3 separate regions of the Homo sapiens genome follow, and regions 2 and 3 are each linked to region 1. A link is an interaction called in ENCODE POLR2A ChIA-PET data of the cell type or tissue named here. Cell type or tissue: endothelial cell of umbilical vein. All regions are shown on one strand. Region 1 overlaps FGF2 (fibroblast growth factor 2). Region 2 overlaps AFG2A (AAA ATPase AFG2A). Region 3 has its middle 8.0 kb from the start of FGF2.

What was found. Peaks named below come from ENCODE experiments on the same cell type or tissue, not always from the same donor. Only the 100,000 strongest peaks of a DNase experiment are listed, where the experiment ranks them.
Region 2: POLR2A ChIA-PET joins it to region 1 with 5 read pairs; 2 of 35 experiments call an interaction of 5 or more read pairs at or near these places.
Region 3: POLR2A ChIA-PET joins it to region 1 with 5 read pairs; 5 of 35 experiments call an interaction of 5 or more read pairs at or near these places.

Annotation. Positions count from the first base shown.
Region 1 is chr4:122,889,035-122,893,034 of GRCh38, reverse strand. It overlaps FGF2 (fibroblast growth factor 2), which reads right to left. Exons shown (of 3, transcript NM_001361665.2): 3 at 1-824. The coding sequence ends at 639. It overlaps NUDT6 (nudix hydrolase 6), which reads left to right. Exons shown (of 5, transcript NM_007083.5): 5 at 1-458. The coding sequence ends at 207. Among named protein-coding and RNA genes, the nearest start is that of NUDT6, 32 kb to the left of the region's middle. In endothelial cell of umbilical vein, no CTCF peak of the experiment used is centred here; a DNase peak (open chromatin) is centred at 2,454; H3K27ac peaks cover 1,608 bases.
Region 2 is chr4:123,172,924-123,176,923 of GRCh38, reverse strand. All of the region lies in intron 14 of AFG2A (AAA ATPase AFG2A), which reads right to left. Among named protein-coding and RNA genes, the nearest start is that of SPRY1, 220 kb to the left of the region's middle. In endothelial cell of umbilical vein, no CTCF peak of the experiment used is centred here; no DNase peak of the experiment used is centred here.
Region 3 is chr4:122,816,861-122,820,860 of GRCh38, reverse strand. No RefSeq gene overlaps it. Among named protein-coding and RNA genes, the nearest start is that of FGF2, 8.0 kb to the left of the region's middle. In endothelial cell of umbilical vein, no CTCF peak of the experiment used is centred here; no DNase peak of the experiment used is centred here.

The DNA.
Region 1 (4,000 bases):
ATGGATCTCAATGACCTGGCGAAGACTGAAAATACAACTCCCATCACCAGCAGAGTTGCTAGGCTGCTGCTGTATGGGTACAGAGAAGGGTTTGACAAAATTGACCTGACTGTGGAAGAACTTCCAGCAGTTTACACAGGACTGTTTTATAAACTCTATCATAAGGAACTGCCAGAGAATTATAAAACTATGAAAGGAATTGATTAAATTCACATTTATATGTTTAGAAACATGTAGACTAACGAATGACATAAGAAATAGTGGACATTTTGGATTGATTAAACATCTGACTGTGATTTTCTAATGTATATGATTTCCATGAAGAAATTTTGTTTCTAAACATGCACATTTTAAAAGCCTCTTTTCGAATAAAGCAAATGCGTGAAAAAGATCATTGCTCTAGGTAAGCTTCACTGGGTAACAGCAGATGCAATATAAAAGGGAGAATATACATTTTACAACTTTTGTTATTTTTCTTTACTGGGACAATGGTTACATATTTTACTACTGGATAAAAAATTGTTTGACCAATTATCCAAACTGAGCTATACACATTTATTTTCTTTTACTCTCATTAACAAATTTCTAAAATATACTTCTTCTTTCATGTGAAATGAGATTAGATGTGGCCATTAAAATCAGCTCTTAGCAGACATTGGAAGAAAAAGTATAGCTTTCTGCCCAGGTCCTGTTTTGGATCCAAGTTTATACTGCCCAGTTCGTTTCAGTGCCACATACCAACTGGTGTATTTCCTTGACCGGTAAGTATTGTAGTTATTAGATTCCAATCGTTCAAAAAAGAAACACTCATCCGTAACACATTTCTGAAAAATAAAGGAAGAATTACCTGTTATTATTATCATTATTATTATTACACTTTTCATATTAAATATTTATGATAGTATAATGCCTATTCTGCTCAACCAGCAGCAGTGATGTTGGGTTCAGCAGGGCAATCAAACTAACAAGATTCAATGGGCCAAAATGTGACACAGACTAGTTCTGAAGAAGGATGCAGGCCAGGAACACAGCATGTCAGCAGGACAGCATCAAGTATGTCTCTTCAGTAGGAGTTCAGAGACAATTCTCCAGCTCCAAAACAGACAGGTCAGGTGTTAAACACAAGGAGGGACATACCCAGTAAGAAGAAATATGCTATGGGAAGCCCAAAGCTATAGCTCCCAGCAGTATTTATGATCCATCCACACTCTTCCCAGTCCCAAGGTAGGTTACCAATCAGGGATCATTTTTACTTTTATCAGAAGCAGCAGTAGAAGGCTAACCCATTGTAATCTTTCCATACAGAAGGAGGTTTGTTAATACTTTACTCACAAGAAGAGTTAATTCCCCAAATTTTAACAAAAAGTTTTAAGTGGCTAATGTTTTTTAAGGCATAATAATGAATAGTTTATTGTACAGAAAATAGCTATTGGTATATAATGCCAAAAATAATATTGGAACATTATATTACATATGATTAACAATCTCCAAACACTGTTAGACAATGAGGAATAAGTAAGTATCATACTGATTTCTGGCAGTCTCTTTCAGGAGGGAGGGACTTTGCCTTTTAATTTCAATTCAACTATTTATCAAAAAAAAAAAAAAAAGGATAGCTGGCTTTCAAAAAGACCTGGAAATAATACTCCAAGTAATGGAATTTAATAGCTACCACATTATTTAAGATAAATGTTCGGCCGGGCGCGGTGGCTCACGCCTGTAATCCTAGCACTTTGGGAGGCCGAGACGGGCGGATCACGAGGTCAGGAGATCGAGACCATCTTGGCTAACACGGTGAAACCCCGTTTCTACTAAAAATACAAAAAATTAGCCGGGCGTGTTGGCGGGCGCCTGTAGTCCCAGCTACTTGGGAGGCTGAGGCAGGAGAATGGCATGAACCTGGGAGGCGGAGCTTGCAGTGAGCCGAGATCGCGCCACTGCACTCCAACCTGGGAGACACAGCGAGACTCCGTCTCAAAAAAACAAAACAAAACAAAACAAAAAAAAAAAAAAGATAAATTGTTCAAAAAGCAACTTCACAGGGTAGCACTGAAGATACTTACTGACCTCAAAGGGGAAAAATTAATTTATTCACTTCAAAAGGAAAAATCATTTTTACATTATAATTATGTGTATATATATCAATCGAATGATAAACTTATATAGAAAACACATGTAAATTTTATCTAAACACATAAATATAAGATGTATACAGAGACATAAATATATGGTTTTGTATTAATACCACATTCCAGTTTATTTCTATATACTCATATCTAGGAAACTTCAGGTTTGGAAAAGCCCACATTAAAAAGACTTGAACCTTTTCCCAGATTCCTTGGTTCTAAGATAAGGCAAACAATGGCACAAACTGTGACAAAAACATAAATTAATTGGCAAAACAAGGAAAAGAGCTGGCATAATAACAAAAATGTAAAGTAAAGCCTGGGAAAGAACTAAAAGTGACTAATGTGTCTCAGCCATCTAAAGTAAGGGTGTGGTATTAGATCCTGTAATCTTCTAGAGATAAGAATTTTACTGGATATTTACTTGGTTTTAATATTTTGACCACTGTTAAATGGATTTTTAAAAACTGAAATACAAACTTAACTAATTTGCCTATTATGTAATACGTTACTCATAAAGAAACTCAATTCTTCATGATGCAAATAAATCACAGCCTTACAGAGAAGCACACATTGACAGGACCCAGCTATATGAAACACAGGACTGTCTTGTGCTGTTCATAAAGATTCAAATGTGATAAGAGTGAAACACCTAAACTTAGAGTAATATAGACCAATATATTCCAAATCCAATACTTTTACTCTACCTCTAGTGAAATTTAGTACCCCTCTCGTGTGAACTGAAGTTAACCTGTTACTTTATTCTGTCATCTTCATTGCCACTGATAAAAGAAAAAAAAATCTTCCCTTTTCTCTATTCCAGGTTTATGATCAAGAATAGAAGCAGAAGGGAAACAAAGAGTGAAAGGAAAATTCATAGTAACCATAAAGACAACATGAAAGGTCACCATGGAACTTCATAGACTGATTCCCCAGAGGTAAATTTAAACAACAGCATTTAGTCATATGTTCATTTGTTGGTGTTCTATCAGCTTCCCGGATGCCCCACCTTGCTAGCTGGCACTCCCTACAATGCTTGGCATACTAGAATACTAACTATTCCAATAACATTTGCCTTTTCAGCCAGTTCCTAATATTTCAGAGAAAAGAAACAGTACCAGGGACTAAGTGGATACATGATAGAACCCACAGCTTATTAATTAATTAATTTACTTATTTATTTATTACAAAAGTTATTTCTACTTTTGAAAAAAAACAGTGGAGGGAAGGAAACTTACATCTGTGCTGAATGTTCAGCAATGCAAATTTACTAAACAACTGTTTTGCTCTTGAAAACAAACTGCATTTTTTTAAAAAAATGAGTAGTAGGGCCAAAATTTAGTGGTCAAGAAAAGTAGATGTCTAACAGAGCAACATATGTACAATTTTCAATTGTCTCCATTCTGAGTTTCCAAGTCATCTTCAGTGACTGTGATCTCAGTGTGCCTATTAAAAACTGGTGCATTATAATTTTATTAATCTTTATAAACATATTTAAAGAACTGTTTTCCTATTATCAGTGTTTGCTCACCATTTCAAACTTCGGATAAAAAGGGGTCTTCAGAGGAATGCCACCACAAAGAAAGTGGCTTCTAAGGGCTTATAACAACTTGTACCTTGTTTCCAAAGCCTTATTTTATATAGGCCTAAGAGCTGAGAAATCCCTTAATGCATGATTATTGACTGCTTTTATGCATATACTTTAAAAGTCACAACAATATTTTAACATTATTATACTCATTAACAAATGAGGAATTTAAAACTCAGTGCTTTTGGTAACATTTCAGATTTTGGATACCTTTTGCCCTTACATCTACTTGATACCTTTATATCAAATTAAGTTTTTGTTTATGTGTTGCTTTTTTAAAATTGAA
Region 2 (4,000 bases), 280 kb before region 1:
CTCATTCCTTTTGGGGGAAATGTAAGACATTTAGGAAAAGCTTAAAGAAGGTATTCCTCCTCCTCCCCCTTCCCCCACCTCCCACAAGGCAAGAGTAGTAAATATAGATAAGATGCTGGGCTACAGGTCCTCTCCCACTCTTTCCCTTACCACTTTTCTGCAGAAGTGTAGACTTGTTTTAAGACTTTAGCTGCTGAAAATGAATTATCATAGTTTTCAATCTACATAGCACACTATCACATTGGTCCATACAAGGCTCTTCTCTTATTTAATATTTCCTTTCACCCCCAATATTGGCTACTGGCCCCTTCCGTCCGACCACACTAGAGATGAAAACCCTTGTATTTGGTATAGGGTCTTGTATACATATATTCATCCTTGAATAATACATACTACTGTTTTATTTATTATGTCTGTAATTTATATAAATAATATTATGTTATAGGACTTGCTGTAAGCCCTTTTTAATAATCACTACTACATTTTTAAGATCTTGTGTATTGTTGTAGTACTGAAAAACAGAAGGGATATTTGAGAGCTGCTCTGGTATTGTATTACTAGCATGGCCTTTATGTTATCATGAGCTGGTCTGAGACTCACTTGGTATTCTGTTGAACATGAACAATTTCACAGAACAGCAACATTAGACGAGGCCACTCTGTGACAGTAACAGATCAAGACAAAAACAAGACCGCTGCATATTCAGGTATGGACAAAATATGAACACTCTCCAAGCCACAAAATAAACATATATTCCCAGTTCCAGCTAGTAAGAGTGACTGCTTCTTTACCAATTACACCATTAGCTTCACTCAATTCTTCCCTCCTTACAGATGATTTAATTAAGATAATCAATCATGGTGTTGTCTCTGCCTCCTGAAAGTAAGCAATCCAGTACAATGCCCACTTTCTTAAGCTCTCCCCCATATCATCTCATACAAGCTCAGCTCTTATAATTCCCTCCTAACATCCTCTTGCTAAGACACCCCCAGTTCTGCAAGGTGTGCATTACCCCTCCATACAAGGAGGAATAAACCCAACTTGTTCCACTCCAGGTGTATGTTCCCAGGAGTCTCTGGCTGGAGGGCATTGCCTGAACATTTATTTTATTGCTCTGTTACAGAACGTTCCACAGGATGCATCCGTTGCATTTTACTTGACCATTCTCATAGTGATGGACACTTAAGTTGTCCTCAACCCCACACTACCAGAAACACTTCCACAGTAAACATCCTGGGATACACAACATTATCAAGCTGAAATGTGTTTCAATAGAATATGTACACGAAATGGCACTTCTGGGTGACAAGTTATAAACATATTTACTTTTACAAAGGACTGTGACATTGCTCTTCAGACCAGCTGTGTCAGCCTGCATTTCAACCAGCAGTGCATGAATGTCCTCATTACCCCAAATCCTCACCTATATTTTGATTTACCAACTGATTTTTCAAAAACTTCTTCCCAAATAGATGGGAAGTGGTATGTTGTTTCAATTAGCATTTCTCTAATTCCTCATAAGGTTGAACATCTCTCTTTATACACTTAGACAGTAAGGAGTCCCTTCCATGAATTGTCTAGTAACAACTTTTGCTTTTGTATATATTGGTTTCTTCTTGATTTGAAAGCATTTTTCTTATGGTCTACATATTTATCTCGTCTGCTTATGACACTGCAGATATCTTCTTCCAATCTGTCACTATTCTGTTAATTTTTTTACTCTTTAATCATTGAACAAAAATCTTTAGTTTTGACAATGTAAAGCAAAAAAAAATGTATCCCTGATAGTTTGTGCTTTTGCAGTAGGGTTTAAGAAGTTCTTCCTCATATCAAGATTAGAAAATAGGCTGGGCATGATGGCTTGCCTGACCCCAGGAGTTCAAGACCAGCCTGGGCAAAATGGTGAAACCCCATCTCTACAAAAATCAGCCAAGCATGGTGGCATGCAGCTGTTGTCCCAGCTACCTGAGGGGGATGAGGTGGGAGGATTGCTTGGGCCCAGGAGGTTGAGGGTGCAGTGAGCCGTGATCGTGCCACTGCACTCCAACCTGGATGACAAAGCAAGACTGTGTCTCAAAATAATATATATATATATATTTTTTTTAAAAAAGATCAGAAAAATATTCTCTTACATTTTCTTCTATTAGCTCTGTGGTTATACCTGTCACTTTTAAGTCCTTGTTCTCTGTGGAGTTCACATGGTATGTGATGTGAAGTAGGGGCCCAACTTTATTTTTAAAATTTTGTAAACCAGTCTTCAAGAACCTACTAAGCAACATTCCTTTTCCCCACCATGGTTCTGTTTTTGACCTGTCTCTTCTGTTTCGTTAGTGTAATCATCTGTTTCTATGCCAGTTCCATATTACTTTTACAAATATGGATTAAAATGTGGTTGAAAAAAATCATCCCTCTTCCTGATACATTTCAAAATAGACTTAGCTATCTAAGAAACTTTTTCTACATCAGAGTCAGTTAACTGAGGCTCCCCAAAAGTCTTATTATAATTTTAATTGGAATTGGATTTGGGGAGAATTGGTATCTTTATGTTGTTATGTGCCCCACCAATAGACATGTTATAGCTCTTCATTTAACCAAGTTTTCATTTACGTCCTTTAGTAAAGTTCTGTAATTTGTTCCATAAAGCTATTATAATTTTTTGTTAGGTTAATGTTTAAATGCATTATACTTTTTGTAATTGCTGTGAATTTTGAAGTGTAGTCACTGCTAAATCTGGAAAAACAAAACTACTGAAAGTATACTCAAAGTATATAGCTTGCTTGAAAGTATATAGCTTGAAACTATTGACAGTATATAGCTTGCTTCTTCTAGTTCTAATAATTTGCCCACATAGACAATGTATAACTTCCAAGTAAGGACTATTTTATCTATTTTAGTTTCTCTTTTCTGCTCCACCATTTCTCTGTCCACCTTTATTTCACTTTTTTTTTCTTATTGGACTAGTCAGATCTATATCAAGAATATATATTTGTCTTGCTTTGTATAAAGTTTGATTAAAGCTTTGGTATTGATATTTGTTGTAGGCTTTTGTATATAACTAGTTTGTAAAGTTTCCTTCTATTCCTAATTTTCTAAACTTTTAATTATATAGTTAAAGTTTATCAAATGCTTTTCAAAGCATACTTTTAGACAATTATATAATTTTTTTGCCTATTACATATTTTCACCATTAATATAGTGAATTTCTTTGATTTTTTAAATGTTAAACCATCCTTAACTTCCTTAGATAAAATACTATATTAAAAAATTACCAGCTGGGTGCAGTGGCTCAGGCCTATAATCCCAGCACTTTGGGAGGCTGAGACAGGCGGATCATGAGGTCAGGAGTTTGAGACCAGCCTGGCCAACATGGTGAAACCCTGTCTCTACTAAAACTACAAAAATTAGCTGGGCGTGGTGGTGGGCGCCTGTAAGCCCAGCTACTCGGGAGGCTGAGGCAGAAGAATCATTTGAACCTGGGAGGCAGAGGTTGCAGTGAGCAGAGATTGCACCATTGCACTCCAGCCTGGGTGACAGGGTGAGAATCCGACTCAAAAAAAAAAAAAAAAAAAAAAAAAAAAAAAAACCATTGGACTTATTCACTAAATTTGATTTAGAATTCCCACACTTGTAATGATAAGTGTGGTGGACCTATACTTTTCTGTTCTTGTGCTATCTTTTGGAATTAGGGTTGTACAAGCCTTGCAAAATTAGCCAGATAGTATCCTGGCTTTTTTTTATTTTTAAAGCATCCATATGAGACAGGAGTTACATCCCCTGAAAATCTGGTAACAATGTCCTATAAAATCTATTTGGCTTAGGAAAGTGTGTCTGTTTATTCAAGTGTTTGTGTTTAGTTTTTGGGGAGGGCTTTGACTACCATTTCAATATCTTTGACAATTATTAACCTATTTAAGTTTTCTACATTTTTACATATTTACTTTCCATTTTCGGCCTTGTGATTTAATGTAAGAAAATTAATTACAAAGAGGTTTTGAACAAC
Region 3 (4,000 bases), 72 kb after region 1:
ACGTAACCGGTAACCTTAAAAACTGCTTCGTGACATGGAGACCAAGCATTAAAAGACAAGTCTTTGGAGTTTTTTTAAAAAAGAAAGCAATGTGAAGGCTGAGGCGGGTGGATCACCTGAGGTCAGGAGTTCAAGATCAGCCTGGCCAACATGGAGAAACCCCGTCTCTACTAAAAATACAAAAATTAGTTGGGCATGGTGACAGGCACCTGTAATCCCAGCTACTCAGGAGGCTGAGGCAGGAGAACTTCTTGAACCCAGGAGGCAGAGGTTCCAGTGAGCTCAGATGACGCCACTGCACTCCAGCCTGGGCAACAGAGCAAGACTCCGTCTAAAAAAAAAAAAAAGAAAGAAAAAAAAAGAAAACAATGTGAACATGAACAGAAGCAATTTTCGAAGGCCACCACGTCATCAAATGTGTCTCCACTGAGAGCTTCATTAGTGGCTAACTGCATTGCTAAAGCTAAGAAGCCCTTTACTATTGGTGAAGAGTTGACCCTGCCTGCTCTAAGGATATTTGCTGTGAACTTTTAGGAGAGGCTGCAGTTCAAAAGGCGGCACATGTTCTTCTTTTGGCTAGCACCATAACTAGACGAAATGATAAAATAGCAGACGATATTGCGTCACAATTTTAGAGAGGATTAATGAGTCACTGTGGTACACAATCCAGGTTGATGACTCCAGAGATATTGACAACAGGGGACAATGCCATGTTTTTCAAGAGGATGTGCATGAAGATATGTTGTATGCACTTTTGTTGCCAACCAACACCATGGCTGCAGAACTATTAAAGTCTTTGAATGATTACATATCGGGAAAACTGCATTGGTCATTTTGTGCCAGCATATGTATGGATGGAGTGGCTGCCATGACTGAATAGCTTTCTGATTTCACTACTTGGGTCAAAGATGTCACTCCGAATGTGAGTGTGTCACATTCAGAAGACACTGTGTCATCCATACAGAAATGCTGGCTAGTCAAAAACTGTCACCTGAACTTAACAACATTTTGCAGGATGTTGATAAAATTATCAACCACATTAAAATACATACCCTTAACTCACATCCGTTCACACAGCTCTGTGAGGAGATGGACACAGAGCACACAAGTCTTCTCTTATACACAGAAGTGAGATGGCTTTCTAAAAGTAGATCACTGGCCAGAGTTTTTGAGTTACAAGAGCCGCTGCAGGCATTTAGAAAAAAGTCACCACTGGCAGCACATTTTAGTGCCACAGAATGGGTCACAAAACTTGATTACTTTTGTGACATATTCAGCCTGCTTAATGAACTCAATCTGTCACTCCAAGACAGAACAACAACTTCAAGTTGTAAGGTAAAGTGGCTGCATTCAAAGCCAAACTAGGGCTGGGCACAGTGGCTCACGCCTGTAATCCCAGCACTTTGGGAGGCTGAGGCGGGCAGATCACTAGAGGTCAGGAGTTCGAGACCAGCCTGAGCAACATGGCGAAAACCCGTCTAGACTAAAAATAAAAAATTAGCCGGGCGTGGTGGTATGCACCTGTAGTCCCATCTATTCGGGAGGCTGAGGCAAGAGAATTGCTCGAACTTGGGAGGGTGAGATTGCAGTGAGCCGAGATTATGCCACTGCACTCCAGCCTGGGTGACAGAGTGAAACTACGTCTGGAAAAAAAAAAAAAAAAAGCCAAACTGGAATTATGTGGGCAACAGTGAACATTGGGATTTCTGACATGTTTCAGACATTAGCAGAAATTTGGAAAGAGACTGAGCCAGGGCCTTCTTTCTCCCAGCTGGTGCATGATCACCTATCTCGGATTTCAAAAGACTTTGAGCATTACTTCCCAATCACAAAAGACCCCTGAACTGGGAAGGAAAGGATCTGCCACCCATTTGTGGATAAGCCAGGGGAATCGACTTTGTCCATGCTGGAAGAGGATCAGCTGCTGGAGATGGCAAATGACCGTGGCCTTAAAAGTATGTTTGATCTGACTTCAAATCTCCATACGTTCTGGACTAAAGTCACGGCGAAATATCCTGAGGTTGTCACAAAAGCAATGAAAAGCCTGCTTCCATTTCCATCATGCCATCTTTGTGAAATAGAGTTTTCTGCAGTGACAGCAACCAAAATGAGATTACAGAGTAGACTGGACATAAACAACACATTTCAGGTGTCACTCTCTCCTGTCATCCCTAAATGGGACCATCTAGTTGCATGAAAACAAGCTCAGGGTTCCCACTGGTTCTACATTATGGTAAGTTGTATATTTATTTTATTATATATTACAATGCAATAATAATAGAAATAAACTGCACAGTAAATGTAATGCACTTGAATCATCCTGAAACTATCCCCCACCCCACCCCCTGCCCCATGCTATCCATGGAAAAATTGTCTTCCACAAAACCGGTCCCCTGTGTCAAAAAGGTTGGGGACTGCTGATCTATGTGACTATAATAATCAAGTGACTAGTCTCAGCTCATAGACTGATTTTGCCTTCCCAAGATCAAACCCTAAGTTCAGAAAAGTGAGAAAAATGAAAACTTCATGATGTCTTTTACTCTTAAATCATCTTTGCAGCTTCCTAGAGGGCCATTAGGTAACCACAAATACTTGGGTTTTTAAACTTTCTTTCTTTCTTTCTTTCTTTTTGAGATGGAGTCTTACTCTGTTGTCCAGGCTGGAATAGAGTGGCATGATCTCGGCTCACTGCAACCTCTGCCTCCCAGGTTCAAATGATCCTTCTGCCTCAGCCCCCCTAGTAGCTGGGATTACAGGCATGTGCCACCATGCCTGGCTAATTTTTGTATTTTTAGTAGAGACGGGGTTTCTCCATGTTCGCCAGGCTGGTCTTGAACTCCTGACCTCAGGTGATCCACCCGCCTCAGCCTCCCAAATTGCTGGGATTACAGGCGTGAGCCACCGCACCGGGCCCAGGTTTTTTAACCTTTTAATGAGAATGATGCTAGAAGTAATTATGTTTATTCATATGTTCTATATTTTTTTTAATTAGCCCAACACTTTTCTAAGAGTTGCATTGGAGGAGCTATTGAATCAAAGGAGCTGAGTGTTTCCTACATTAAGTTCATTCATATAAATTGTTATTTATAATAAACATGTTACAAAGATGGCCCTTTCCAGGAAGGCCCTGTTATTCTTTATCTTCTGTGTAACGTACTCAGATTACAGAGATTCTGATCTCATTGTTCATTTGTTCTTATTTAGATATTAATTAAAAGGGGCATCCTGACTCTGAATTCAAGGCTTTTTTTTTAAAAATATGCCAATACTAGGAGGAAAAAACTTACCATTTTAAAGCAACCTTGCAAGAAGCAAGAATTTGAATTTATCTTTGGGGCAGACTGCTCCTTGGTTGTGGAAAGCAAGTCCTCACCACCAGTGTTGCCCTGCTCTAAACAAAGTAATAGACAAAGGACAAACTGGGAAAATACACAGTGTCTTTGACATCAAAGCTAATCTTCTAAATACAGAAAGAGATCTTAACTGTCAATGAGAAAAGATCCATGGGCAAAGGTATATAAAGAGGTAGTTTGTAGAAAAAGAAATGTAAATGGATGTTTAAAATGTGAGTAAAAAAAGTACAAATTAAACCTAGAATGAGATCTATTCTTCTTCTACTCAGATGGGCCCAGTTAAAACGTTTAATAATTATAGCAGTAGTATAAAGTAACAGTTACTCTCACTGTTGGTGGGAGGTCTAATCAGCAATAACTTTCAATATTTGAGATAAGTATACCTTTAGATCCAGGATTTTCCTTTCTGGAAATTTATTCTACAGACATATTCATACATGTGCCCAAAGATGTATGTACATATGTGCTTGAACTTTGCTTGTGGTTGCAAAAGACTGAAAATAAGCAATATAAATGGTTATCAATAGGGGCTAGTAAAAAGAAATGATAGTAGATACATTTATTTAATAAATTATTGAAAGCCTATCATTGCCAGATATAACTCTATAATGAACTTTGTAGTTTTTTAATACATAAAGTAGACCTAT